Linked DNA regions of Mus musculus: region 1 is linked to region 2. The links are chromatin loops, found by intact Hi-C in ENCODE. Cell type or tissue: left cerebral cortex. All regions are shown on one strand. Each heading gives the region's core, and the rest is flanking DNA. Links, peaks and the distances in the headings are about the cores only.

Evidence for each region. Hi-C counts contacts between places; a loop is a spot of excess contacts. Peaks named below come from ENCODE experiments on the same cell type or tissue, not always from the same donor. Only the 100,000 strongest peaks of a DNase experiment are listed, where the experiment ranks them.
Region 1: a loop joins it to region 2, with 9 times the contacts of the local background. A loop is called at or near these places in 4 of 42 quality-filtered maps.

The regions. Positions count from the first base shown.
Region 1 is chr3:85,139,051-85,151,114 of GRCm38, reverse strand. No RefSeq gene overlaps it. Among named protein-coding and RNA genes, the nearest start is that of Gm31096, 23 kb to the right of the region's middle. In left cerebral cortex, for the core only: no CTCF peak of the experiment used is centred there; DNase peaks (open chromatin) are centred at 6,495 and 7,472; H3K27ac peaks cover 2,430 bases.
Region 2 is chr3:85,037,914-85,049,977 of GRCm38, reverse strand. Gm30991 (a long non-coding RNA gene) reads right to left here and starts at 838. Exons shown (of 5, transcript XR_867400.2): 1 at 797-838; 2 at 414-692. In left cerebral cortex, for the core only: no CTCF peak of the experiment used is centred there; DNase peaks (open chromatin) are centred at 5,453 and 5,994; H3K27ac peaks cover 2,211 bases.

The sequences.
Region 1 (12,064 bases), core at 6,003-8,502, 100 kb before region 2:
AGCCATTATTGAATGGTCACCCTGCAGCAAGTACTTGGCTAAGCACTTTACCGGGATTATTTTATTTAATCCTCACAGCAGCTCCATGGAGGTTAAGTAGCTAACCCATAGCTCAGGGTAGCTTGAAGGGATAGAACAGCCATTCAGTACTGGTAGTCTGTCTCCAGGGTCCATGCCTGCTGTCTTTACATTCCCTCTAGAGAATTACCTTCTCATGTCTCTCCCCCAAATACTAGCTCATCTCCACCTGACTGTCCTAAAGCATTGCTTCCTGATAGACCTACCTATAATGCTCTGTAGGTGAGCTGGCAATGTGATACCTCTCAGCACCCTTCAGCTCCCAGAGTGACAATGGGGTTGGATCTAACATTGGCAGAAGACACGTTGGGCTGACAATCTCAGGTCCCAACTAGTCTTTTATGGCATCCCAGCCACAGGCCCATCTCTGAAGTCAGTGTTAGAGAGCCTCATGTGCATTTCTCTTTCTATAGAGGACCCGCCCAAAAGTCTTCTGGTAAGGGCATAAAAGGACTGGAGGCAGGCAGAGGAAGAAGGACTTGTTGCTTCCTGATTACTGATCCTTCAGCCCTACAGTAGCATGGGTCCTAGTTTCCGGCTTTTTGCCACCTTCCAAACAACGTACTTCCAAAACTGGATGCCAGAGTGCCAGGGCACCCTGCTCCAAATTCTGATGGCCCCATCAGTCCCCAGTCAGCAAGTTTCCCCAGAAGACTTCCCACAGGTCCTTATAACACCCTACCAGGCTCCCATTCGTTTCCTTTTCTCTTTCCCCAGATTAGAAATAGCAACGGCAAGGCCTTTCATTAATGAACTTCCGAGTCCCACACACTCTCAGTTCTAATGCCTATTAACCAAGTCCTTATATTTAACTCTCTGCATTACAATAATTCGAGTGATTTCTGATTGACATATCCAGTCATTGCACTGCTCCATAGAAAGATCTTTTTTTTTAATGTGTTACAACAGTCAACTTTGTGGAAGCAAAAGGTCCCAACCCCATCTTGCAAAAAGACCCTGGGACAGCACTCAGAACTGCCCAGACTCATTCGCTGATGAACACTTAGAGTCAGAAGGGGAGCTAGGCAGTGTTTAATCGATGTAGACACATATCTGACACCTAGGACTGGACAGGCAAGCTGTCCATGCTTGTTACTAACTCTGAGTCTCTGTTCATTTTGAATCCCTTCCAGAGTGGCAAGAAGTATCATCCCCCACTCCAGAGTTAAGCTGCCGCCACGCTGGAAGATTTAACTTCAGGCTTCTTTAAATATTAAAAACAAAAGTCTGGGATGACAGTTCTAGGTTCAGCTTCTCTCTTTCCTAGTAATCAATCACCCGGTATTTATGGAGCTCAGGTAGTTGCCACCCCAAAAAGCACTTCACTCACAAATGAATGTGGAAGGTCGCTTCTAGATGGACATTCGCTTCCCTTTATGGCCCTACAGGGTCTCTGCAATCGCTCAGTAGGCACTTTCCATAATCCCCATTGTGTCGAGCTATTTTTATCTTTCCTGTCTGGCTCCAAATGTGACATACTGTCCCACTGTTAAAATCCTGTTCCTGCATAGGCATGATTGCTTATTTGGTAGCTTTTTTTAAAAAAGAAAGTTTCCCTACCTCAAAACAAAATCAAAATGGTCTCATCATTAAACACTTTATACCAAAATGCCCAGAGTTGTTCAGTACATGGAGGACATATAAAACCTTCCCAAGAAGGTTGTGTCCAACATGTCCTCACAACCGAGACACACTGAAACACCCTGAGTCCCCAGCTCTGGCCACAGTTAGCCAGCTCTGTGCAGGAACACAGTAAAAGTAAACACAGGAAAAGTGAAGAGAGGCATTTCAGATGGCCTGATGAGAAATTAATCATGAGGAGAGAAGTGCTTGCCAAGTCGTGATAACTAATGATAATAATAGTGTTATTAAGTTCAGCTCAAAATCTCCCATCTTTATTAGCACAGTTATGAGCTAAATTGTGCCCTCCCACAAATTCACATGGGAAAGTCCTAATACCAGGACCTCAGAGTGTGACTATACTTAATTGAGTTAAAATGAGGTCAGTGGGCTGTATCCTAATCTAATTTGATTGCTGTCCTTATAAGAAGAGGTGATTAGGACAAACAGACAGAGGCAAGGCAGATACTGGTACATAGGCACTATACGAAGACATGGAAGAAATGGCAGCCTGCAACACGTAGAGGGGTATCAGACGAGAGTAGCCTCATCTTAGTCTGCTTGCCCTGCAAATGATGAGAAGATAAACTTCTGTTCTTTGAACCACATGGTCAGTAGTACTTTGCTGTGGCAACTTATGGGTTCTCAAAATACTTCCTAACATGGGCTGTACTTAGTCACAGCTCTTTGTGTCTCTAGGGAGTATACTGCCTTTGCCTAGCTGCCTCAACTCAACCCTGAATAAGTGGTCTCTAGACTAGTCCTCTCCCTCTGGAAGGATGAGGTGTCTGTGTGGTAAGACAGAAAAACAGTTCTGCGCCAGATATTCTCAATGAGCAATGAACTCTTAATTGCCCTTCATTAATATGGAAGAGCCCAGGCAGGAGATATAAGGCCATATAGATTCCAAACTCCGACACCATCCTTGTCGGCTTGCTCACAGCCCCGCCTTATCCGCCCCTACTGCTTTTCTCAGGGCAAGATCCTAAGAGTGTTAGGGATCCGTCTATTGCTGCTATCTATTCCTAAAACCTCCCAGCCTGGGAAAACCCAAACTTCTGTTTGATAGAAGCATTCTAAAGTTTATATATGCTCCTTATGGGCCAAAGGGAACTTCTCTCCTTGACTTATTTTTAAACTGCAAATGTTAAATTAGCATTTTGTAAGACAGCTCTGACACACAAAAGAGTTGATGTAGTCTTACACAAGTCTGTTTTAAAGAGAGGAAAATGTGTTTTCCTCAGCAAGCCACTAAAAAAAAAAAAAAAAAAGTGATCTTGAAATCTCAGTGCCGAGAGCATCCTTATAGAACATCCAGTCTAATGTTTGTCTTTGTTTTGTCTCCATTTTAAGCATCAGATCCAGGTTTCAAAAAGCAACCCTTTTGTGATGTTTGAGTAGGCAAGAGATGGAAGCTGAGCCTCTTTGAAGTGGGCAGGCAGGCCTTGAACTGCTCTCCTGGGCTCCTCCAGGAGGCCTGGGGCTCCAACGAAATCTAGAATGAAAACCACCCGCCCTCCCCAGTTGTTTACTTCCCAGATTTATCTGACAAACTGCCACGGTGAAGGTTGAGCATTTCCTAATGATATGGCCAAATCTCCTGCTCTGTGACCCATAAACTCTGTGTGTGTCAGCAAGCGGGTCATGCTAACCTCCTTTCTCTGGCTGACTCGTTGGGCTTCAGCACAGCTTCTCGCTTAACCAGCTCTCAGTGTACGATGCCGGGAACACCTGCATCAGCGTAAGCGTAAGTTATGCTAAGCAAATTCCAGGATTTTAAGTCAGACCCATGGATCAGGACAAAAGTTCTAGAGCTAAGGTTATTGGCTTTGCCAAATATCCATATATTTTGAGTTGCTCACGAGTCTCGGTGTGCTTTGGGAAGATTTCCTACGAAGTCTGGTGCAACCGAGTCAAGTACAATAGGCTGGGGAATGGTTCCTTTGTCTGTTTTGTTAAGGGTGTGTGTGAGGGGGTGCATGTTCACGCACTCTCTGACATAAAGGTGGCTCAAGGCTCAAACTTCTGGAAAACTGTCCTATCAAGCCCCACCATACACTCACCCTATCACATCCTAGACAGGAATCTCTCACAGAAGCATCCTAATAAATGCCAAAGTGGCCCGGGTGGCTCTCCTAGGAGGCTTTATGGAGAGAAGCAAGAGACAGATATGAGCAACCAAACTCCAGGTTTGTAAATATGGTTTTGCTAGAAACAAATGTGAGCTTTCTTTTTAATTTCTAACCTGGCTTGGCTTTGCAGCTCCTTGGACTCACTGCCATACTCTTTGAGCACATACCCTTGGAAGTTGGTATTGTATCTGTATCTGTATTTACTGCTTTACAAAGCAGTAAAGACACACAAAAATGGTACTGTGTACAACAATAGTTGTCTCTTAAGATAGATCATCCAAATTTGAAACAGATACAATACCAACTTCCAAGGGTATGTGCTCAAAGAGTATGGCAGTGAGTCCAAGGAGCTGCAAAGCCAAGCCAGGTTAGAAATAAAAAGAAAGCTCACATTTTACACTGAGAAGTTTCTGGATCAATCTGTGCCCAAACCAGATGTTTTGACTGGTAATTATTATGATGATAATTCATTTACTAGAAACAAAATGGGGCATGACTGTTTACTGATGCCTGCCTCCCCAGACATACAGAGAAGTAAGAAGAAAAATCTCAAAGGTTTTACTTGTGGCTAAAAGGAATAATTTTCACAATTAACCAGAAATAGGCATAGCAGTAAAATGGTTTGCCTTTACATTCCACACTAGTTGTAAACAGGGCTCCCTGCATCTCCTTGCATAGAAACATCAAGGTGTAGATAGCTGCCAGGGACCTGAAAATGCCTTCAGTTTGGGTTTCCATCTGAAAAAACAACAACAAAACAAAAACAAACAAACAAACAAACAAACAAAAAAACCACTGTTCTCAGAAATCCCTCAGGCTGTCAGTGTGGCATGAGACTTCTGGGTGCTATTCTTGTCTTCTGTCTTTCATGAGGAGCCCTTTCCAAGACTAAGAGATTATGGTGAAATGAAAGATACTTTCAGAAACTTACGTGGAGGCTTTACTGGAACAGAAGGGAACAGAGAGTTCATATCTCAGAGGACATATATAGCATGGCTGAAGCTCTTAATATGGCTAAGAATTGGCACTGATTGGTAAACATTGTGTTTGCAGCAAGTCACACCAACCAACACAAGGGGAGTCTTCAACCATTGCTGACTTGGGTTAATAGAGCCCAATGGATGGGGTGGGGCACACTTACCTGTGACACCCTCACACACACCCCAGAAAATCTATTTGTACCTAGATTTGTGACAAATATACACAAACTTAGCAAATATTATATAACATACGCCACACTGTACAGCTTAAGTCACAGCTGTATTTCTTCAACAGCAAAGCTGAAACTGTATTTTTTCATTTTAAACTTCGCTCTTTAGAAAGAGAAACTATGAGGTCTGTCAAATCAAAACCTTTATATTGTCTTAAAAAATGTTTTCTCCACTGATACCTCTTTGGACCTCCCTCATTGTCTGCCGTCTCTGCCCTTCCTTCGGGGTGGACATGCCTTTCCTGGGAGTTCCCCCGGAGTTGGAGTCTCAGCATTCCATCCGACAGGACGTTTGAATTCAGGACCAAGGACAGTGGTTCCTGCTCTCAGCTGCTCTTCCTTCAGACACATGACCTGCTCCAACAGGAGACATACAGACCCTATCCTTCCTTCAAAAACAGTAGCTCAGATGAACTTGCAGGAAGGGCTGCTTTCCGAGTGATGGTCTTCCTTCATTGTGTTTAACCAGAAAAGAACACATCCAAAGCCAGGGTCGGGGCCAGTAAAAGGGGGAGTTAATTCTACAGATGCAACAGCAGATCTGGGAAACAGGTTCTTGAGGACCTTTGTCAGAGTCTCACAGCCACGGTGACAGCCCACTGAGCGTGTCTCTAAAATCAGCTCATCAAGGCAATAAAGACCAACAACACAGCCCATCTGGACACATCTGGGCCAAGTGATGTCTCAGCAGTGGGCATCCAACTCTAGGTCGTCCTCAATGCTAGGAAACCTCTTTTTTTCACGTTCTGGAGCAACATGGGAGCACAGGCATCTCCTGGAATAATGTGCTCTTGTGAGATAGAACAGAAGCTAGAGAGGATATAAATACCCTGCAATTCTCTTAAATGCCCTTATTTATAGAAGTGAAAGTTGGAAACCAGGATTCTTGCTGCAATACGAAGAAAGTAGAAACTAAATAAAAATGAACATTTAGCATGTTATGGAAGGGTCAGAGCTCTCTTAGAAGGTGCTCTTTGCAACCACAAAGAAAGGAACTGTGTTCCAGTTTACTCCCCCACCTTCTCACACATGTGCACACATGTGCACACATGCACACACATGCCTGTATTCTTCAGCATCCTGAGGTCAAAGGAAAACAATAAGAGATTGCAACCGCTAGGTCACAACAGTTCCCTAGATTTATCTTCTTTATTTTATAGTGTTGGGGGGTTTCATGCACGTGCGTGTGTGTGTACAGGTACAGTGCACATGTATGCACTGGGAGGAGGGGTAAAGTTTGACCTCAAGAATCCTTCTTCAGGTCTTATCTATCTTTATTTTTTTTTTTTGAGCCAGGGTCTCTCACTGGCTGGGACCTCAATATATAGGGTAGACTCTTTGGCCAGCAAACTTAGGGATCTATCCATCTCTGTCTTCCCCAAGCTGAAACTAAAAATGTATGCTTCTATACTGCCTTCAGAGGTGGAGGAGGGGTGTCAGCATGTCCTCATTCTTAAGAAGCAAGAATTTCACAGTCCAAGCTCCTGCCCCCGTTTTCTCTGTTTAAGATGAAATGAGAACTGGATCTCAAGGGAATCTAGGATCTGCACCAAACCTGCCAGGGCTCAGGGACCGAGGTTCACGTTCCAGGTCTAGACAGGGTAATACAAAACCAAATAGAAAATGGTCATGCCTCAGCAGTACATGGAAGAGATTCCATACAGAAGGAACATGGTGACCTGGCCCTGTGACCCAGATAGGAATCTGCCCTAGCTTCCACATAACTGCTAAAGGCAGCCATTTGCCTCTTGGCTGGCCTCAGTGAACTCTATCTTCTTTTTCTTTCAACCAGGTTTCCCTGAGCACTTCATATGTTTAGCACCCAGGTCGTGCACTAAGAATGCAGGCAAATAAGAAGGGAGGCAGACCAGGACAACTGCATGTCACCATGTTTTGATTGTTACTTTAATAAAGAAAATAAAGAGGCTGCAAGATAGCTCAGTGAGTAAAGCCACTCGCAGGGTCTGATGATCAGAGTTTGAGCCCCAGAACCCACATAAAGTTGGAAGGATAGAGCCAACTCTATAAAGTTGACCTCTGACCTTCATAATATACTTATGGTATGAGTGCATATGGACCCAGAATCAACATGCTCCGAGCTAGATCAGGGACAGAAGCAATGGCCTTTGTCCAGACTGAGCCTCATCTATTTCTACACTCAGAAGGTCTGCCTGCTCTTATCAAGCCCACCATACTGAAGGGAGTCAGATTTTGAGCAGCATGCTGTCTGCATGAAGGGACAGCCAAGTAAGCAGGGCTGCTATGCATTGCCCGGGCCCATGATGCACAATAGCCCTTGGATTTCAGTATCGTCATAGAAAGCTGTGTTCTTGTGCCTAATAGATTCTGACCACCCCGACAGAAGAAGACCCTGTCATTCCCTTGGATTTGCTTGGAGTGATTTCTCTCAGGCTGCAAAAGGAACCCTAGGAACCGTCTCCTAGGGATGGATTGAATCAAAGCCCAATCATACTTACTTTTCCCTTCCAAAAGAAGATGTCCCCCTTGGGTCGCTTAAGGCACGATTCCCGTGCTTATTTACAGAGAGAATGTTCTGTTTCAGATAGCCAGGCGTTTTCTCTCCGAGTTGCAAAGCTGATTTCAGCCACCCAAGAAGTGTTATGAATATACAAACAATATATAAAGCTTAAAGAGCAGGCAAGGCGGTACCACACACCTCCCAACAAAGCTGGCTGTGTTGCAGAGGGGAGAGATGTGATCTTGCTCTCGGATAAAGCCCTCTTCTGCCATTTCACGAGACCTATTTCCCTAAGAACTCTCCAAAATTCCCTGTGTGGCATCACCTCTCACCTCTGACCTCAGAAGTCAGCAATACCCCTTAGTATAAAGACAGAAATTCTTTTCAGCCGTGCTGGCTAAATCCTAGGAGATTCTGGGTTGGGTGAGACCTCCTTCCAATCCCAGAGGGAATTGAATGAAGTCCTGTAGAAAAAAATTAAAATCCTGGACGGTCTCTATGGGGGCTGAAATGAACCATCCTATTCCCCAGCACCTCTCTGACGGTGAGGGTTAATTTATCACACGAAATCCAATCACTTCTTATAAAAGCAGTGCAGGTTTCATTTAGTTTGATGAGGTATATTGCAAGATTTCAGAAAATCAATTTTACTGAGAGCCATATTAAGCCCCAGGGAATATAACACTACATGTACCTCACATAAGTTTTTGTTATTACTCAGAGGATCACTGGGGAAATTATATACTTAGCCTGACGAAAGGTAATGGCTACCTTCATTGTCTTGGGTAACTCCTACCCTGCTTACCTCTGTGAAGTAACAAATAAAAATGGTTGGCCTACCTGAGCTTCCCAGAGCCTGGGGCATGATAACCACTGTGAGCAAGAGCGACTTGATTCTCCACAGAACTTAACTGCTCATAGTATGGGGCTTTACGAAGCAATGCTAAAAACAATGAGTAAGGAATAAGGAACGTAGACTGCATCTATTTTAACCCAAGCCCCGAGTTCTCTAGCTTGCACTCTCAGCAAAGCTCCTGAAAAGGGGTCCATGGTGGGCTCAAAATTGCTATCAACCAATATTCCAGGTTAATATTTCCACAGGCACACCTTTCATAGTCAGGAACTTTTCCACTGTGGCTAAGAACATTCCTAGCTATGCTCATCTGGTCTCTTGGAGACTTTTGTATCCAAGGCAATAAACCAAGCCATCTCTTTATGGGCACCCCAACTTGAAGCTAGTGGCAGGGACTGAATACTTGAGCCAACGTTTGTGATAGCTTCTTTCTCCAAAGGCCACTTCAAGCTAATAGAGGATGTAGAGTGGCTGTCGTAGGAGGGGTGGTGCTCTGGTGCCCCAGTTCTACAGAATCGGCAAGTACCAGGGCTGTGCCTATTTATCCTTGCCCTTGGACTATGTCGTCCAAGACGATAACATCTATCCATGTATAGCCATTGATTTGGCAATGGCTTAAAATCAGAAATCCAGCCCCATGGATACTCTAGTGATACAGGGTGAGTAGCCACTGTGTGGGACAGATATGAACATTCTCACCACCACACAGTGTTCTATTTGACATAGCTGTGTGACAATTCAGGTTGCCATCCTGTTCTAGGAACCTGGGAGCCATCACACAGGCGTGCTAGTCTGGTTCAGGTTGGAGTTATTTACCATTGATTCAGTGAAACATTTTCTAGCTCCTTCATCACTAGCATGAATGGAGGCCAGATATGACCTCTTTATGGTCTTTAGGTCAGGGTCGTTCTCTCCCATCCCACCAGAGACAGCCATGGGGAAAACTGAAAACTGGCTTTGGAAAGTAAATGAAGATGAAAAATATAAGCTTCGGGATAAAGTTCATAGTTTGGAAACTACAAAGGAGGTTTTCATCAACTGGACAGATACCCTATGCCAAGGGCCAGCCCCACTGTTATGGACTGGATTATGTCCCTCAATGTGTATGTTAGCTTTTTTTGGTACTGTAACAAATACCTGTGACAAATAAAATTATAAAGCAAAAAGGGAATTAGGAATATAATGATTAGGTAGGGCATGTGCTTGACATGCTCAAAGTACAGGATTCCAATATAACACACACATATTCATTCTCTCTCTCTCTCTCTCTCTCTCACACACACACACACATACACACACACACAGAGAGAGAGAGAGAGAGAGAAGAGGGAGGGAGAGGGAGAGATTTACTCAGGTTTACAATCTTGAAACTTTCTGGCTATGGTCAGTTGGTTTTTAGGCTTAGTGAAATTAGCATATAATGAGGAAGACTTTGGTAAAGTAAGGTGCTTGTCTCCTAGCCATGGAGAGAGAGAGAGAGAGAGAGAGAGAGAGAGAGAGATCATTATATCAACTAATGGATTTTCACCATTGTTAAATAATATCAAGTAAAAGGTCCTTTGGGGGACATTTCAGATCCAAATACAAAATCCTATATTAGGTCCTAATTCCCAGAACTTTGAATGTGACTATATTTGAAGTTTTTTTTTTTTTTTTAAGAAGTAACCAAGTAAACCAAGGTCATCTAGGTAAGCCACAGCCCCAAGTGACCACTGTGGCCATAAGAGGAGAGTGGGACACAGGGACACACACCAAGGGATGGCCATGAGAAGAGACAAGAGAAGCAACTAGAACACCCCACTAGCCAAAGAGAGAGGCCCTGGAGGAGTCCAGCCCTGCTGACCCCGAGATCCTGGCGTTCCAGCCTTCAGAACTAGGCTGCAATACATCCCCATCACGTGAGTCCCCAGACAGGGACACTTTCCCAGGGACCCAATATGTTTGCACCACGAGTTCTTCACAGTGTGGATTCTTCAAGGAACAAAACAGAGACCTGTGAGACTCGAGCTGTCAAGATCTCTTCAAATGCAGCGGGAGAGTTGTTTAGTTTACATTGCCCATCAACACAATTCCTACCTCAAGCATAACAAAGCAGCTGTTGCCGTGCAGAACTATTGTTCTATGCCTTTGCCTGCAGGGAAATTTGGGCTTTGAAGCAGCTCAAGGAGCCAGTAGGGCAAAAGAACGTCAGAAAGTGACAGACAAATTACCCATGAGGAAGGACAGAACATTTCAGAAAACTGTTTAAAAAATCATTCTGCCTCCATGGATACTATGCGGTGACATCTATTACCAGTTGGGGACATCAACTTTAAATTAGATCCGTTTGTTTGTTTACACATGCCGAGTAGAACTACATACAAACATAATTCACCAATTTAGCAGCTTGTATGTATAGTTGGCTCCCTTGGGGGTATTTAACAAAAATTAATTAATACTACATGCAGCCTCCCGTATATGTGGTATGACATGTGAAAGCCCAGAGAATGTGTGAGCTCTGTGTGTGTGTGTGTGTGTGTGTGTGTGTGTGTGTGTACATGCATTTGTTGCTAAGAATCAAACCTAGGGTCCCATGCACGCTACATAAGCACTTTTCCACTGAACTGCATCTCCAGTCCTCTTTTGATAATTACATTTATTTATTCATTCATTTATTCACTTTATGTGTGTCTGTGTATGTGCATACACACACACACAAACACACACACGCACACACACACACACTCAGTCCATGGTACAAGTGTAAAGGGCCGAAGATATCTTGAAAGAATTAGTTCTTACTTCTTCCATGTGGTTCTAAGGAATTGAACTTAGGTCATCAGGCTTGGCAGCCAGGACCTTAACCCACGATGCCATCTCGCCATACCCATTCCCAGACCTTTTAACATTTAATTTTTGAAACAAGTTCTTATCCAGTTGTTCAAACGGCTTTTGAATTTGTGATTCTCCCATCTCAGCCTTCCAAGAAGCTGAGATCATAGGCATATGACACTAGGCCCAGCTATGATGCAAACTTTAAAACAAAATTATGTCCTTATCATAGTATTTTCTGTTTGATAAGTTTCGTGAGAAGCTACTTTGTATTCTTACACATGATATTTAGGCAAGAGAGGAGATGAATATTGTCTATGTAGTTATACCTATGTTTTTAAATCTGTAATAGGATTTTCAACCTTAATCTCCCCCCCCCCCCATTTCTTCTGACAGTTTGGTGGTCTTGTGTTCCTGAATCCATAGAAAGATACAGAGGCAGAGGTGAGGACGGCGGGGCCATGTACCTCTGTTATATTACCTGCAGTCCGTCCCCCCTGGCTAGCTCATCCTGAGTCAAAATAACATGTTGTTCACAAAGCTTGCCCACCATAACACCTGGCGATCACAGAAGCACATGTATGTACATGGCATAGCTCCCATGTTCTAGACCTCTACCGAAAACTGCTGACAGAACAGTGCATGTCTCCCATCTGTGACTCTATTTAATTGACTTGTCAGGCTATGGGGTAACAGCAGGTTGTACTCAGCATTGATGCCCTTCCAATAATACAAGGATGGCCAGCCACTTCAGCACCTCCTTACCCCAGTAGAGCTGTTTGATACCATAGAGTGAAAAGGCTGACTCCATCAGATATCTGTCCTTGCGCACATATATGCTAGCATGTGGACTCAAGTTCTGTTCCACACGATTTGCACTC
Region 2 (12,064 bases), core at 4,815-7,314:
AGCAGCACCACCCCCACCCTGAGTGGACATACCCAGACTTCCCTTCCACAAGGCAGAGAGCTGCTGTTTGGAAAAAGCCAGAGTCATTCTGCAGTCCCCTGAGCCAGGCCACTGCAGTAAGAATGGCTAACAAGCTTGTAGTCAGTCTGTCTTTAAAACAAACCTGACGTGGGCTTCCCCCCTGCCTAAAATCTGTCGGCAGCCACTACTGTTCCCAAGATAAAAACATCTCCTTAAAAGGAAGATTAGGGGCTCCATCTGTCCCAACTTTCTCATTCGAGACTCCACCCGCTCCTCTCTAACCACTCTGCCCACCCCAGCTTCAGAGGTCCTAACCATTTCTCCTGAGAGTCCATAGTTTGGTTGTAGGTTCTCAGAGCCCAGGACGTTCATTCACAAAATCAGGTACTCACGTTTATGTAAACCTTTGTACTGTGTGTCCCTCCCTCACGCAGAGCTGCCGGAGCCTCGTGTGTGGGGTCCACACGGGACTGGCTCATCTTCACAGCCTCTTCGTTGAACAGGCTGCCTAGAGTGTAGCTGATGCTTTTGTTGACTCAAAAAATGCAATTATCAATTAAAAAGGGACTGTGTCTTCTGAAGCCAAATATGAGTGCTCATGACCCAAGAAGACAATTTAGATTACTCCAGATTCCATGGTCTATCATGATAACAGGCCAGGGAGGGGTTTACTGTAACAAAACAAGAAAGTCGTATTTTTAAAAACCCATTACTAAATACAGTGGCAGAAACATCAGGTAGGTGGCTTACAACAAAGGAGGGAAATCTCATGGACCTTGGATGACGTCTGGGGACATTTTTAGCCTTTTAGCTGGTGGAATACAGGATTCTGTTTCAACGTTCCAAATGATTTACGTAATGAATAGTCACCAAGATGTTAGGTCACATACTGAGCAGGCCAATGAATGGCTATTAATGGAGGCTAAAGACGAGTCCAAGATAATTTGACCCAACGTTTGCAATATCTCCACTTCTACTCAATACTGAAGGTCTCACCAGTCAATCAGCCTTGCAGAAGGCTCAGTGGAAGGTGCGGTTCTTCTTCCCAGGAACTTCTGTTCAGGCTTTATAAGAAGAAAAAAATGCTTAGCTGATAAACTAGATAATGAATAAATGTAAAACTGAAGATTCGGAAATTTTCAATGAAGAACTGGTGAATGAATAAACACAACTGCCATTGGCTCAGGAAGGTCACATGACCCAGGACTCAGCTGCCATTGGTTCAGAAAGGTCATAGGAACCAGGACTCAGCTTGGTCGAGGGATGCACTAGGGAGCATGTGTTCCAGGTGAGCAGTACTTGGCGGCACCACTTTATGTTGTTTCCTGTTATGTCATCCATGCCTACCCGCCCCCATGAGTGACACTGCTAGAAACTCTCCTGGACCCCTACTTCTCCCATTGTGTCTCTTATTTCTAGTACCAGAAAACCCTGTTTACCTCTTTCCAAGACATATTAAATTCTATCAGATACATAAAATCTGATAGAGTTTGTCACCAACAAGCTATCATAAAAGGAACTTTAAAAGATATACTTTGGAGACTGATAACATAGCTCAATTGGTAGAGTGCTTGACTCACATGCACAACACCCTGGGTTTCATCCCCAGCACGAAATAAAACAGGTGTGGCAGTTCACAGCTATAGTCCCAGCTTGTGGGAAGTAGATGCAGGAGGTCAGAAATGTAAGGTCTTTCCTGGTTACCGTTTGAGCCCAGGTTGGACTCTGTTATGGATTGAATGAGAATAGCTCCTATGGGCTAATATATCTGAATATTTGACTCCTGGTTGGTAGACTATTTAATTCTTATTAGGATGTTGGCCTTATTAGAGGAGATGTGCCCTTGAGGGTGGGATTGAGATTTCAAAAGACCATACCAGGCCCACTCTCCTCTACCTCTCTGTCTTTCTGTCTCCTGTCTGCAGTTGATGACGTAAGCTCTCAGCTACAGCTCTAGTGCGCAATACCTTCCTGCCCACAGCCCTGCTTCCCACCATGACAGCTGTATACTAACACTCTGAAACTGTAAGCAAGCCCCAAGTTAGATGTTTCCTTCTGCCACTTGCTTTGGTCATGGTGTCTCTTCACAGCAATAGAACAGTAACTAAGACAGACCTTTTCCCAAAAATTTAAATTAAAAAAAATGTAAAGGATATACTTTGGGGAGGAAGAGAGAATTGTCCCAGAAAGAAAAGTTAATATGATAAAGAAACAAACAACAGCATCAAAAAGAATGAAGTTCTAGGGATAAATTTGATCAAGGAAATGAAGGCCTTTACACTGAAGACTATAAAACATTAATGAGATCAACTGAAGGCATAAACAGGAAGCTATTGCAGATGCTGAGACTGAAAGAAGTAATGCTGTGGTCCCTATCAAAATCCCAATGAAGTTCTGCAAGATAGAAAAAAACAAACAAACAAACAAACAAACAAACAAAAAAAAAAAACAAGCCAAAACCACAAAAGAACTCACGTGAAAGGAGCCCTGGTAGTTGGAAGTGACAGCATGCAGAAAAAGGAAAGCTGAAGGTATCACGATTCTTGGCTTCAAAATATATTACAAAGCTATAGTAATCAAAATTATATGCGACTATCAAAGAAAAATGGACCAGTGGAACCAACTAGAAATTCCAGAAGCAAACAGTTCATACACAGTCAACTAGCTTTCAATAAAGTCACCAAAAATTACAGAGGTAGAGAGCTCTAGTGATTTCATCTGATATATAGCTGTTCTTCATCAGGGTGATATCCACTGTGGCAACTGTATGGACCTGCCTCAAAATTTGTAAAGCATGATTGCCATGGAATCCAGCAACCCCACTACTAAGTGCACGCTGAAAGGAGAGTTGCTGTCTCCCAGGTCCACTCCAGGATTATTCGGTCAATGAACAATCTTACAAAGGATGAATATAGTACAAGCAGAGCTATATTGGCCTGTGTTGTGGGACAAGTGGAATTGTATCACCAGACAAAAACTGGGAAGGTTGAGTGGATTCAGAAACCCCAGTGAATCCTCATAACTGAGAATGGTAGGCGTTTCAACTACTCCTGAGCCAGTCCTGTCCTAGAGCATGTGACCACAACACCCCACATGGGGATCTTGACAGCTAGATAGCATAGAACACAGAGTTCTCCATGCTAATTAAATATCTAGATGGGCCCTGAGGGTTTATCCAATAAGCCTCCCTTCTCAGACATTCCTTCCTGCAAAAGGTATTTGACCTCTGGTCCACTCTGAGTAAGTCGAATTACCCATTTTCCACAATGAACAATGAATAAACAGTTTGGACAAGCAAAGACTATCTCTGTCATCAAGAACTGCCATAGAGGGAAGCCTTCATCATACAGACCCGAGCTGCCTAAGTCTCCATCATACAGAAACTAAGCTGCAGAAGGCTCCTCTGCCCTCTGGACTCAGACACTCAGTTGAGCTAAGCTGGAATCCGTGTGGTTTGGGAACCCCTGCCTCCTCGGCCTCAGCCTGCTCTGCCATCCTTTCTCCCCCGCCTCCCCGGGCTGGGGCCCCCATCTTAGGCTATACTCCACTACTTCTCACCCCCATGGCAATGGTGGTGAGGACAGAATGTACCCCAGCACTGGTTTAGTCTGCCCAAGAGCTTTTCATACACCCAGCAGAGAGGCAGAAAGCAGAACCACACTATGAGTGAGCTTTTATGCCAGGAACACAGCCATTTTCACTACTGCTGTTCTGGAATGGCTGCTTCCAGCCTCCCCCACCCCCACCCCCAGTGAATGGTAGAAAGTTATTCATCCTTGAAAAAGAGGAATGCAAGGGCTGAGGAGGTGTTTCTGTGACTGAAATGATTGCCGTGCAAGCATGACATGAACTCCGATCCCCATAGCTCACTCAGAGCCTGGTGCAGCAGTCAGACACTTATGGACTCTCCATGCTGCTTTGTCAAGATGGCATGTGGAAACAAAAGGATGCTGGAGCCCACAGGCCAGCTACCCTGGCCTGTACAACACAAACAGTAAAAGACCCTGTCAAACAAGGAGCAAGGTAAGGCAAAGCCAACACCTGAGTGGACACCCTCGTTCTACAAACACATATACATTAAGATTGTGTGGGTGTGTATGTGTGTGTGTGTATGTGTGTATATGAAATCCTTGCAACTTGTGAAAATATGAACGAGACTGAAGGGCATAATAACGTTGTGTGATAAAAGCCAGTCTCCACAATACAAACATTACCTGCTTCACACCCATGCAGCGTCTAAAACAATTGAACTCACAGGAACTCATAGAGAAGAGTAGTTATAAGCGCTCTGGAGCTGGGACCCATAAAGCTGTTGGTCACAGGGCACACATTTGTAACCCTCCTGCCTGGTGTTTCTGCCATTGTATTTTAAAACTGTCTTTATGGCCTTCACATTCTCTTACCGTGAACCCTTCATCAGATGCTTACTTGCCATGATAGACCATGGAATTTGAAGTAATCTAAATTGTCTTCCTGGGTCACGGTGCCTCATATTTAGCTTCAGAATAAACTGTCTCTTTGAGTTGGGAATTGTGTTTTTGAATCAACAAACACATCTATATGCCAGGCAACGTGTTAGGTGAGCAGACTGTAAAACCAAACAAACTCTGCATGGACTCCATCCAAGAGGCCATAGCTCCTCTATCGGGGAGCTGATGTTTAAATAATGTTAATATTTAACATGAATGGTAATGTTAATTATTATGATTGTTAGTTTATAATAATCATGACGCATTTCACTGACTGGGGGGAAATAACTTGGATCTTGTATAAACTCGTAAAGAAGCATCAAATATATAAACCAAATCTGGCAGAATTACAAGGGAGGATTGACAACTTGTTTTGTTTTCTTCAGAGTAGTAGAAGGCTTGACATGTTTATGTGAAACTTATACATCAAAGAGATTAAAACTTACAAAGGACACAGAGAATCTGACAGTGCAATGACACCTTGGTATTTTTGCTTCTGTTTTTAGACAGGGCGTCTCTATGTATCCCAGGCTGGCCTGGAACTCACTGTGTACCCCAGATTCCTACCCAAATCTCAAGCATCCCAAGTGCTGAAATTACAGTGTGTGCCCAATTTCCCATTGATCATTGTCAGAGGTGCAGCAACTGTCACCCATGCATAAAGATAGCAGTACAGGAGTCCTTCAAATCAAAGCAGGGAACAGCATCAGTGATGTTTTCTTGTCTTCTTGGAATTTTGCCTCAAATTGGATTTTCTTGTCTCTCTTTTTATGGGAAAGGTTCCTACCACATTCTGTCCACTGGAAAGTGAGATACTGCATAGGGCCAAAAAGATACATATATTTCTAACAGCTATACCAAATAATTTAGAGGAACAAAAATTTCCCTGGAGCCAATTCTAAACAGCACTATAAAACCAAGAGCCTCCAGAATGTCCCCAATGTCCCCAGATTCACAGTGACAGAACCCTATGGTACAATGCAAACTGGCAGGAAGCAGAGTGTGGAGAGCTAAGGAAAGCATGTTCTCTTTGTTGGTGGTGATATCACACACACACACACACACACACACACACAGAGAGAGAGAGAGAGAGAGAGAGAGAGAGAGAGAGAGAGAGAGAGAGAGAGAGAGAGAGAGAACCAAAGGGGTGGGAGTCAGGTCATTCCAGATAGGCTCTGTCTTTAGTACCTGACTGCCCCCAGTCAGCAGTTGGTTTCAGGTAAGTTACATTCTATGTTTCTCACCCCCAGGCTGTCTAACTCCCCCAACCCTGTTTCTTTGCAAAGAAAACTGCTAGTTATTTCTCACTTGCAGGGTTGAGTTTTGAGGACATGGATCAGTAGGTGGATTTTAAATCGGATCTACATCCTGGCACTTCTTTATCCTGAAATATAACAGTTGCTGTCCTTTATTTATTGGACTTCCTGACTATGTAAGACATTTTAATTACAGTGCCATCATAGACTATGTTAGATATGGCTCTTCTTCTGGTTAAAAATAGTGTGTGCAATGCGGCTGGCTTCAGAGATGCTGCATCTGGGCAGATGACACTGTCAGGGGGATGTGAACCAGGGAAAAGAAATACATCTGCTGATCATTGCAACCCACTGTATAACCCTTATAGCTGCACTGCTCAAGTCAAGACAGTAGAGGTGAGTCACACGGTCTCCCTGAGGCTTCGGAAAATGAGCGTGTTTAACCAAGGATTCGCACATAAGGCTGTGCGCCATGCAGAGGCTTCTGCAAACACCTGAATTGCGAAGAAGCTTGAGACTGCAGAAAGCATGAGTTTGAGCAGAAGTCTGGCCTCGGCTTGTTCCAGGAACTGCCTCTCCCCAAAACTGTCCTGTTATTCCTTCACTGCCATTGGTTGGGCTCAGTTCCTAGAGAAACTTATTAGATGACCAACCTTAAAACACTAGCAATTTCCAGAATCTGGAGAGTTCGTGTTCTGCCCATATGTGTGTCTCTTTATAGGCGTGCTTTAGGGCACATTCAAGATGCTTGGATCATGTTCAAACCTGATTGATAAAGCTCTGAAGAGAAAACACTATCTGTCTTTTTCCTTTTGAGATTAAATTAAGAGTGGCCTTTAAAATACCTGCTTTACAGACCAGCACTACCAACTTTGTATTTTCCCTTTTCAATAGTGGATTGCCTTTAGCTAGTCTCTAGTATTAATTCAGATATAAAACCTCTACCCTGGAAGACACCAGGAGGACTACTCTTTAAAACAGCATCCATGACAGATTTCTTTCTAGATTAGGCAAAAAAAAAAAAAAAAAAAAAAAAAGAAAGAAAAAAAAAAGAAAAAAATACTAAATGTTTACTATAAAAATATTGTTGAAAACAGAAAATTAGGAACAATAAATATGCCACCCACAGTCTTTCGATTTCTGTCTTCTTATCTGGGCATTAACAATTAAGATTAAATCATATGTATGCATTTGTGCATATGAAACAGCCTAAAATTTTTCATTGTGTATGGTAGCCATTTTCATACTATTAAATATTGCCTGGTATGCACCTTTTCATAGCTGTATACTACTGCATCACATGAATGCACATTAATGTTTAGGGCAGACCCTAAGTACATGTTAGTCTGCTATAAACGCCCACCATGATGAGCTCCCTCTCCACAAACCCAATAGCAACAGGACCAACCCACAATGGATGAATGAAATGTCTTAAATTATCCATTAGTATAAATCACCAAATTATAATTGCCTTTGTATGAAGAACCAACTTTGCATTCTTGTCTATGTGTATTAATTATTTAATATCCCACTGAGTTCAGTTTTCCAGAACTTCATTTTATTTACAGTGTCTACATCTGTGGATGGGCTGTTCCTAAAGCCCACAGGGAATGCTGCACACAAAATGACTGAGTTCCACATCAAGGAGAGAGCCGACTCAGGGAAGGCGATCTAATCCAATGGCCTTAGATCCTACAGGGAAGCAGTCTCAGTACCACGTGTATTAATACCGTGATTGACGCAGGTCCTCTGAAGAATGCAAAACCAAAGTTATCCGATTGGCATTGGGATTAGGACAACTGTTCCATTATTGTATGTAAACTCCTGCTATAAATAACCTGACAGTATCCATCTGCATGGGATGCAGGGAAGGAGGAAACATGCAAAGTGAAGACCAAAATAGACCTGGGATCCATCTGGTGTACTCTTTCCATGGAGCCCCAAACAGATGGTCCAAATTCCCAAGATATACCTGCCTAATGCCATGGGGGGGGGCAGTATAGAGGGGCTGGGGCAGGATTCCTTTCAGCAAGTGGCCAGTCCAAAGAGAAAAAAAGGAAAAGAAGGAAAGAAAAGAAAATCCAGTCACTAGTTTCTTGAACATCTGACATGTTCCAGACACTGTTCTGGAACCCAAGAATCCAATCATAAAGATGAAAGACAAGTTCATGATCTAGAGGAAGCTATTAATTTCCCTTCCCATTTTGCCAGTTTTTCTTCCTCCCTGACCTCCTAGCTTTTCTCTGACCCCTAGTCACATTGCTCAGACAGAGTGGCCTGCCTTTCCCTGTATTGGGACTTGAGTCAATGTCCTCAAAGGCCCAGTTATTGAAAGTCTGGCCATGTCATTACTGATGTGAGATTTTAGCCTTGACTGTGGTGGTGTCATATTGGATGGAGAACAAGTCTGGTGGTGTGGGACAGTTGCCAGTACTTGCTCATGGATTGTGCCACCTTTGAAACCTGTCGAAGAGTGTGACCCTAGTAGATACTACAGAGTTTTAAGCACTATAGTGACGTGGTCTGTCCTGAACGAAACTTTATACTTGAACACAGACACTGCAAGTGGACGTTAGCGCACATGCTCTGTGGTGTGCAGAAGCCCGGCTGGAGGCTAGCTGGTCAGGACAGCGAGGGTCAGTGGAGCAGCTGTCTGACGGTGGGTTCTGATACGCTAGAGTTACAGACTGAAACATGGGGCAGTCAGCATCAGCAGCCTTAAGGTGGTTGTGACCTTCCTGTGCTTGGGAATCTTAGTGGTTTCCTTTCCTTGTCATGGGTAGTGTGGGAGCCCCGGAGTGAGTGAGGAAGCTAAAACTTGGGGTGAAAGGAAAGCCCCACAGCTTATGTCCTGGTGTCTCCCCATCCGAAGGGCCGAGTCACTCTGGGTACCATGCTCAGGTCTCATGTTTGTGTTTTTAGGAAAAAAAAAATCCTGCTAATAAATAGGGGATCCTTTGCAAAACAAAGAAAAAGAAAAAAGAAAAGAAAGTAGCTGAACTAGTATGGGAGACATCCAGCAGGAGGAAGTTATGTCACTGGGGGTGTGTCCTTGAAGGTCATGTTGGACCCAATTGAGAAGAAGTTAAGTTTTGGGGGGTTCCTTGAGGGGCATGTTGAAGCCCAGGTCCTGCCTCTTTCCTTCTTAGCTTTACTCTACCATGTGGCCCTCACCACAAGGCCCAAAGCAAGTGATCCAACCAGCAGGGAACAGAAACCCCTGAAACCCTGAGCTGAAATAAACTCTTCTTATAAGTTAGTAGGTTCAGACTGTGTGTCACTGACACAAAGCCTTCCTTATAAGTTAGTAGGTTCAGACTGTGTGTCACTGACACAAAGCCTTCCTTATAAGTTAGTAGGTTCAGACTGTGTGTCACTGACACAAAGCCTTCCTGACACACACTTCTTTTTCTAGGCCAGTCTACAACCTGACTGGTCAAATTTCACTAGTCTGCAGGTGTCTTCAGCTTGGTTCTTCATCCATTACACTTACTGGTCAATTTTAGAAGTCACAGCTATGACCTTTTCATCTCTGAACCCCCTGAGCACCTCCAGGGTCCTCAAACCATGTGCAGTGCTCAGCAGCAGCCAGTGAAAGATTTCAGCCTCTCGGAAGAGGCCCATCGTGTCTGGAACACTCTAGAAATTGGCATTGTTTTCTCTCCCAAATCCCTTCCCAGAAGGTTAGAAAATCTAATAAAACGCTCTTTGGGAGGTCTAGGCAAGGATAGAATGTGTCACCTCAGGTGTTAGGTGGGCACTGCAGTATCCAGGCAGTGCATTAAACTCACAAGGGCTCTTTCCTTCTCGTGACTCTCGTTGGCAGGTATGGAGATGTATAAAGACAGACAGATGGAAATATAGAGAAGAGCTAGAAGATAGAGATGGATGGATGATAGAGGAAGTGAAAACTGGCAGGGAACACCATGCATTATGGTGAAGAGATGAAGGATGAGAAAGCAAGACTGATTGTAGCTCAAAGAACCAACGCATGAAGTGATGCCCAGAGGGGGAGGCTTCAGGGGATTCGGCCATTAGCACTCTCCTTAGGTGTTGGCAGGGTTGAAAGGGTTTTGGTTTTGTTCTTGTTTCTTTAATTATTAATTTTATAAACACTTAAAACTTAAAAGAATTGTATTACATTTGTTTATTTATTCTGTATGTTTGTATGTATGCCTGGATGCCACAGTGGATATGTATGGGTCAGAGGGAAACTTGGCTAGAATCACTCTCCCTCCTTCCACCATGGTGGTTCAAGAAATCCAAAGGAGGTCATCAGGCATGGGGGCAAATGTCTTCACCCACTGAGCCATCTCCAAGCCTTTTATTTATTTATTTTTTTAAAAAGCAGGGATTCCTCACTTTTGGTGCTTGTGACAAGAGAGGCTAACGAAGGGTGCATGGTCCATACGTGCTTTTGACTAAGGCAAATGTAGACATATTCCCACATGCACAGAGATTTGAGTCACAGATACAGCAGACAGGTGGCATGGGTCATGCATTTCCACTGAGTTCCAGCTCTGGGTGTGTCTTAAGCATATGCAACAACAACAGTAATGTATTGTAGATGTGTAGGATTCCTGCTGAAATCAAGCAAGTCAGCGCCTTATGGCAGCTGGAAACCTGCGGTTCTCGGAAGAAAGGTTTGGAGAACCGAGACTTGAAAGGCGGAGACGTGCCTATGTTCTGCCCTGCAGGTGCTGTAGTTTTCCAAAGGACACTGGAGTGAAGAAGAAGCCACCACCTGCCCTGTGAGCAGGTAAACAAAGAGAAGACAGAGCAAAGACCTGGTCCAGCATCTCTGGGCTGCATGGCCAGTGTGACTCATGAAGAAACAAGACTGGTAACGGAGAACAAATCTGACTCTGAGTGTGGTCCTAATCCAACACTGCTGTCAGTGCCAAGGATAAAAATCAAAAAGAAAAGTTACCTGCTTCCCAAACTGCAAGAAATAGCTAGTTGTTTGTCTTCTTGTAAAAATGCCAGATATGGGATTGGCTTTTCTGTTTTCACTTTCCATGAAATTCATCTCCAGATATTCAGTGCTGTATAGGGTAGGCTAAAGAGATAGGAAAGTGTGGACTAACAACTGTACTCAACATCCCTCTGGTAATGTTTGCTCCAAAAAAACTCTAGCCAGTCTCTGGATCCATGGAAAGTTCTTCCTTTAGCGGTTGAGTCTCCCTTAATTCCATCTTCCCTGTCCATGGGATTAATAGGCACCATGTGTTGGTATCCAAAGAATAAGGCACCAAATGAGAGATGGGCACAAAACAAGTATTAAATGTGATCCAGTGGCGACATGTACAGAAGACATCAGACTCCATTTCCATCCACACCCTCATGAAAGTGATTTGAATGGCCTTATTGTGGAGCATCACCACAAGTGTCAGTCCCGCTATTTCACCTCAAGATTAACAAGGCTTTCTGAAAGTTGCCTGCACTCACCTGTCAAAATGACAGCTATGGTGGGAAGTCTGTGATGTCAGACCCGGGTCCCTCAGCTCTGCAAAGACTGAAGTCCCGTGTCAGGTCTAAATATATCCTTAAAGAAAATGGCTCAGCTCTTTCTTTGGCAAGGAGCTGTTGGCTGGCTTCTTAATCCACATAGGGGTGTGTATAGATCATAGCGATGCAGTCTTTTCTCACTCTGAGACGAGCCTGCCAGCCGTGTGATTCTGTGAACACAAGCATGAAGGAAGGATCTGATCTATGGCCTGTGGTCTGTTCCACATGACTGTTTGAGTGACTGTCCCGGGAGCTTCAGCGGCTGGGTCTCTGTGGAGAATATAGAGCCAGATGAGGCAGATAGGAATGTGTGGTTTTCCATCAGTTCTCAGCTGATGCAGGTAGCTCCTGCCCATGGAACATATGTCTTATGAGGATAGCAAACGCAGACCCGGAGCTAAGTGTATTCCTTACAGTGTCTCATTCCTCACGAGGTCGTCCAAGGAGGTAGGTGCTTCTATTTCCATTTGTGTAGATGGGAGAAACCTAACCCTGGGTGGGGAAGGGGTGACTACATGCCTTGGTCAAAGTTACCCAGAGAGTAGATGTGATTGCAAGGATCTAAGCCTGGCATTCCAGATCCTATTTTTCCTATTATGTCCTCTGCACAGTCCCAGCCACACCAGGCTTCTGAAGCTTTCGTTGGTGAGAAGGAGCAACCTACTGATATGTAGGTTGGGACTAGCACACAAGGATGGCTGGAGGACAGCAAACAGGAAAGGTATCAGCCAGTGGTAGCCTATGCTGATCTCAGTTCAGCTCTCTCCTGCATCCAAGTCCAGATCCAAACCCAGGAGAGTCATAGTTCTC